2 separate regions of the Homo sapiens genome follow, and region 2 is linked to region 1. The links are chromatin loops, found by intact Hi-C in ENCODE. Cell type or tissue: mucosa of descending colon. All regions are shown on one strand. Each heading gives the region's core, and the rest is flanking DNA. Links, peaks and the distances in the headings are about the cores only. Region 1 holds the start of LOC107984326 (a long non-coding RNA gene). Region 2 overlaps LOC107984326 (a long non-coding RNA gene).

Evidence for each region. A loop is a pair of places that touch in the nucleus more often than their neighbours do. Peaks named below come from ENCODE experiments on the same cell type or tissue, not always from the same donor. Only the 100,000 strongest peaks of a DNase experiment are listed, where the experiment ranks them.
Region 2: a loop joins it to region 1, with 7 times the contacts of the local background. A loop is called at or near these places in 84 of 110 quality-filtered maps.

The regions. Positions count from the first base shown.
Region 1 is chr11:36,701,200-36,704,122 of GRCh38, reverse strand. It overlaps LOC107984326 (a long non-coding RNA gene), which reads right to left and starts at 1,198. Exons shown (of 4, transcript XR_001748187.1): 1 at 835-1,198. In mucosa of descending colon, for the core only: CTCF peaks have their summits at 1,148 and 1,353 (motif pointing left); no DNase peak of the experiment used is centred there.
Region 2 is chr11:36,750,820-36,753,742 of GRCh38, reverse strand. The region is part of intron 3 of LOC107984326 (a long non-coding RNA gene); the gene reads right to left. Among named protein-coding and RNA genes, the nearest start is that of RAG2, 150 kb to the right of the region's middle. RefSeq lists an enhancer at 2,849-2,923. In mucosa of descending colon, for the core only: no CTCF peak of the experiment used is centred there; no DNase peak of the experiment used is centred there.

The DNA.
Region 1 (2,923 bases), core at 236-2,735:
AAGTCATATAGTAATTAGCAAAGCCAGGACTCAAATCCTGATATCTGAGTACAATCCTATTTTCTAGACAACAGATGGAGATTATGGGAAGTTAAGTCATTGGCCTCACATATCTAGCAACTAAGTTATAGGGCCTATATTTGAATTCACATCTCTAGATCCTAAAGCAAGCATTCATTCTATTGAGTCAGTATTTCTCAACATTCTCTGCAAAGCACCTAAATGAAAATCACCCAGTTACCTGTCCTTTAGAGAAAACAGGTCCAGCATCAGGGTTCTAAAAGCATGACTTCTAGACCAGCTGCATCCCCATTACCTGTGAACTTGTCAGAAACACAAATCCCCGGGCCCTACCCTAGACCTATAGAATCAGAAACTCTAGAGGTGAAGTCCAGTAATCTGTAGTTTGATATGTCATCCAAGTGATCCTGATGCCTGCTAAAATTTGAGAACCACTGATCTAGCAGCATCCTTTCCCTTAATCTCCTCCATGAAAGCAACTCATTCACACCTGAACCTTTTCTAGGGCAAACAATTATAACACTTGTAACCTCACCTTAATAACCATCGAAAGGTACTCAGTATTTGATCTATGCCCGTAATACTCGGGAAGGCACCAAATCCCTTGGTGTTTGATCACACCACCAAAATTTCATTTTAGTCTCTTTCTCAAACACAATTAAAAAACAGAGGACTCAAGGGTCTGCTGAAAGAATTAAACCTGAACATGTCCTCAGAAATTGACTTCTAAAGAAACGAAAAAGATTCCAACAATATCATTTGCATAAGAGCATTTCACGACTCTGAACAGAGTTTTTTCATGCAGAAACTTACATTAGAAAATGGAGTTTCCTCCAAGAGAATCCACCAGGGTGTGTTGTAAGGCTTTGTTTTAGAGCTGAGCTTGGCAACATGACGTTGGTGTGTGGGCTTTTCTCAGTTTCCTTATTTCTTGGTGGGTGGTTTGTTTTATGACACTAAATGTTCTTCTCAAGCAGGTGTTGGCTAGATGGAATAAAACTAATTAGTCTGATGTTGGGGAAAACCGGGTCTAGAAGACTGAAATTCAGACTGTGTTTGTGTTATTTGCTTGAATTACATGAGTGTTCTAACAAGGGGTGAAAATGTATTACTTTTCCTGGAGTATGCTACATTTTATCAAGGAAAACACAATCAGTAGTACCAAATACAAGTATAATGTTAGCTGGTTAAACCAACAAGATCCTGCATCTCCCAATTTATTGCTTAGCGATTGAATTCACCTGGAGTCAGGACAGCCATGGGTAAAGGTCTTGCAAGGAATGATGCAACATTGCCATCTTGTGGTTTCCAGCTGAAAATGGCTGAGGCAGAAATAATATCCACCCCCATTAAAACAGGCTTCTCTAAGTGTTTGACCTTTGCATTTTCAGCTGAGAATTCAGCTGGTAGGGAAGAGACAAGGCCTATTTCCAGATGGACACAAGACACAGTAGTAACTGGGTAATCGGGTTTACCCTCCTGAGCTCCCATTGTCCCCTCTTGTTCGATTCATTGAGTTCTCTCCCCACTCTGCTCGTCTTGTTATTAATAGTAGCTGCTGTATGACTCCAGCTGAATCAGCCTCTGCCATTCCTGAATCTCAGCTGACAGCCATTTAAGTGTGGCTCAGCAATCTAAATCACAGGTTCTATTCCCTTTCTGATTCTCCAAGTTTCAGAGCCCACGCCCAACCATTAGGAACCAAATCTTATCCTGGAAAAGAACAGAAACTCAGAAACTCTAACAGTGATCACTCCAGCAGTTCACCTGCCTGATCTTCAACATTTTTTACTTGTTTATTAATCATGTAGGAGTTATGATTAGTGTAAATATCAAGGAGTCTGACAATCCATCGATACCTTTAGGGAAAGAATTTTCGAAATGAATCAAAGACATATCAGTAAACTTATGTATCTGCAAAAAACAATCTCCCCCAAATTTGCATTAGTTTACTTTCTAGATTCCAATAGCATATGCTCACTTATAATCAGTCAGTGAAAAACTTGACCACGTACAATGTACCAAGCATTGGGCCATGTGTTTTGGATAAGTAATAAAACAGACCTGGCCCCAGCAAACATGTTGCTGGCCATCTAAGAGGGAGGACATATTTCATTTTTAAAAATCTATCATGGATATCAGTTTTTACCAAGGAGGAGAAGTACAAAGTACAATTGTGGAATCCCTTTGTGAGATCTTCTCACCTTTCCCATGAGGCAGCAGGGTGGTATTACACAAAGAGCATGGGTCTCAGATCTAGGTTTGTATTCCAACCCTCACACTCATCAGCTGGTAATGTGGACAGGTCAGTTTAACTCTTGGAGCCTCAGTTTTCTTATAACCAGAATCAATACATATTTCTCTACTTTATGAGAATAGCAAGAGGATTAAATGTGGTATTGCATGAAAAGATGTTCAAGTTCCTGGCACAGAATAAATGGTAGCAACTTTCCCTCTCATTTCAACCAGGATGCTTCTGATAAGTCACTTAGTAACTTCTTCACAACTTCACCTTAGAGCTGGTGTGTGGTACTTAAAGACTGAAGAGTGAATTTATTATCCCCCCCCCAAAAAATCTGATTACTCTATTTTTTAAGGGTTATCCCCATTTATTAATGACCCTACTGCATGACAGGGCCTGGCCAGGTCCTCTATATCTATGCTATTTCTAATTCTCGAAACTTTAAATACTACATTTCAAAGCTAAACACACATACAATTAATATCTGGAAAGTCTCATTATCTGCAGTGGGAGATGAAGTCTCCTTCTTTCTCCTAGTATGAATGACAGCTTTGGTGTTTCCTAATTAAGAAGTTAAATTCAAAATGTCTTTTATCCTCATCCCTAGAGGCAAGCTGGCACTTAATGTAAAATGAAACATTTGGGATGACCATTTGAAGG
Region 2 (2,923 bases), core at 216-2,715, 50 kb before region 1:
TTACCTCGCTGCAAAATTGAGAAATGGATATTTGTCTCTTTTGTTGTCTTTTTCCTCTACTTCCTCTCCTGATGCCTGTTTGTGCCTTTTCCCAGTCCCAGACACCTGATCATCATTCTCAGTAAACTATTGCAAGGACAAAAAACCAAACACCGCATGTTCTCACTCATAGGTGGGAATTGAACAATGAGAACACATGGACACAGGAAGGGGAACATCACACTCTGGGGTCTGGTGTGGGGTGGGGGGAGGGGGGAGGGATAGCATTAGGAGATATACCTAATGTAAGTGATGAGTTAATGGGTGCAGCACACCAGCATGGCACATGTATACGTATGTAACTAACCTGCACATTGTGCCCATGTACCCTAAAACTTAAAGTATAATAATAATAAAATAAAATAAATAAAAAAATAAGATAAAATAAATCCAATTCCCAAGAAGCTGTGTGCTTAGGGAGTTCTCAAAAGCATCATGGCTGAGTCTCTTAGGTGTCAGCCCTCTCAGGATTATGTAAATATTGTAAGTTTCTCCAAATATTAAAGCTGTTCAAAGTTAAAATAAATAAATGGCTAAGAATAAAAATTTGGGCATGATGCCTGATGAAAAGAAAAACAAATGTTAAGGCATAAAGTCTTGATCAGTGCCTCAAATTAATTTCAAAGATGGGTCTTAACTTCCATGCACATTGCTACATTGTCCACTTCCCTAGAGGGCCCAACACTGAGTGCAGCTATTAGCAAAAGGAGAGAGAGACAATGCTAGGCACATGCCAGGAGTTTAAACACTAAACGGTTATTTAGCAGAGATGGAGACATTTGCAAGCAATGCGTGACAGCAAAAGGAAAGGGCAGGTGAGGCATTTCAGAACAACTGTCCAGAACTACATCGGGCACCAGTGGATTTTGTGAGCAGCTGAGGATTTGAGCTTTGCTGGCTCAGCCTGGCTTAGAGTGCTGGGGCAGAAAAGAAACTGGCTCTAGAGGCCATCCTCCAAGGATCTTGAACGTTTCATTTTTTTAGGGTTTTTCTATCTAGACATTGAAGATACAGTGTGAAAATGAGCCTCTGTCATTTTAACAAGGTCCTTTTAAATCCACAAAGAACAGCCCCATCGATCAAGAAATTATTCTCATTCGTCACTTTCTAGCCTGTTGCCTCGGGATTACGGTGGGTTGCCAGCAGAGACATAGGACCACAGTTAATAAAACATTTTTACAGATCTAGGCTGCAACTACGAAAGACACAATTAATATTCACACACAAGCATGCATGCGTGCCCTTCCCCTCAGCATCTCCAGACTCCCATTACAGGAACCCTCCATTACTCAAAACTAATCCCAATGAGAAGCAAGGCCTATGACTGGTTAGTGTGTGTGTGAAATCATTTTAGTAGTACTTTCATGGGAAAGTGACCCAGAAGACACCAGCTGAATATGATAAACAAGAAGTAGCATAATGTATAAAGAGCTCTAGAATCAGACAGAATTGGGTCCGAATTGGGCTTCTTCATTTAGTAGCTGTGTGACCTTGGGTGAGTTGCTTAGCCTCTCTGGGCCCTAGTTTTCTAATCACTGGAACGGGGATAAAGATATTTATTTTGTATGGTTGTTGTAAAGGTTCAAGAACATGTGTTTAAAACACATATCCCAGTGCCTGACACTTAATGAATGGTAGCAATTGTTACCGGTAATAAATCAGCATATCTGTGCTCTCTCCTGTCACCTTCTCCCTCTCTCTCTCTCTCTCTATCTCTCTCTCAACTTGTACCTACCATAACCACACTGCTGTTTTTTGCTTTGGATGCCTACATGACCAGTTGGTCTCTCAAAAAAAATTTATCAACTAAGACCAGGTGCTGAGCAATAAACTAGGTCATATTCCAGACACCACTATTACTGTTGTCAGCAATAACTGATTTCAGCTTTCTGACATACATTTGGCTATTTTGTGTCCTGCTAACATCAGGGAGCAATCTTACATTGGGGACCCTTCCCTCCCTAATGGAAACATTTGGAGAAAGTGGGAGGAAATTGCTATAAAGTGAGCATAGAACAGAACAGCTGGAAGCGGCCTCCTAATAGGCAGTTTTTCATGTTTTGACAGGTTTGAAGCAGACTATGACAGCAAAAGGGGTACACACAGGGACAGCGTAGCAGACAGCACTTCCTGGAATGGAAGCTTCTGCAGGCTTCCAGATGTAGCTGCTGTCCTTACCCCGCGTGTTTATAGTGGCTCCAAAGTCCCCTTCCTGGGGACTCCTAGGGACATACATCATTGTCAGTTTAGCTGCCAAGTCCAGCTCCAGAAAGGCACCTGGAAAAGGCAGCACAGCTAATGAAAGCAAGGCAATCAAGAGAAAAAGACAGCTGGGCTGGGGGCCAAGGGGCCTAGGGTCTGGCTTCCATCCTTCCACTAAGTGAACTTTGGCAAGTCTTCTTTCCACTAAGGGTCTCAGTTTCCTATCAGCAAAAAGGCTGTCCTGAGCCCTCTTCCCACAAGAGGAATGCTGTCAATAAAAGCAATAAAAGGTGCTTGCTCTATTTATCTGTACTTTCTACTTTTTCTACATGTACACATATCATTTGTGGGAATGTGTATTTTCTACTTCTTAGGTGTGTGTATATGTATATATGTGTGTGTGTGTGTGTGTGCACACACACTTAAGAGGTAAAACACTAATATTAGCTTATTTTATTTAATAATTTATTTATTGTATTTATTTCTACACACACTTAGGTAGAAGAAAATTAGCTTATTTACTTATTATTTTTCTACCTCTTAAGTGTATGTGTATACACACACACACACACACACATATATAGTGTGTGTTTGTAGTCATTTGTTATGGAAGTCATAGAAAACCAAAACACAACTCTAAGAGTACACACGCACTTAAGAGGTAGAAAAATAATAAGTAAAT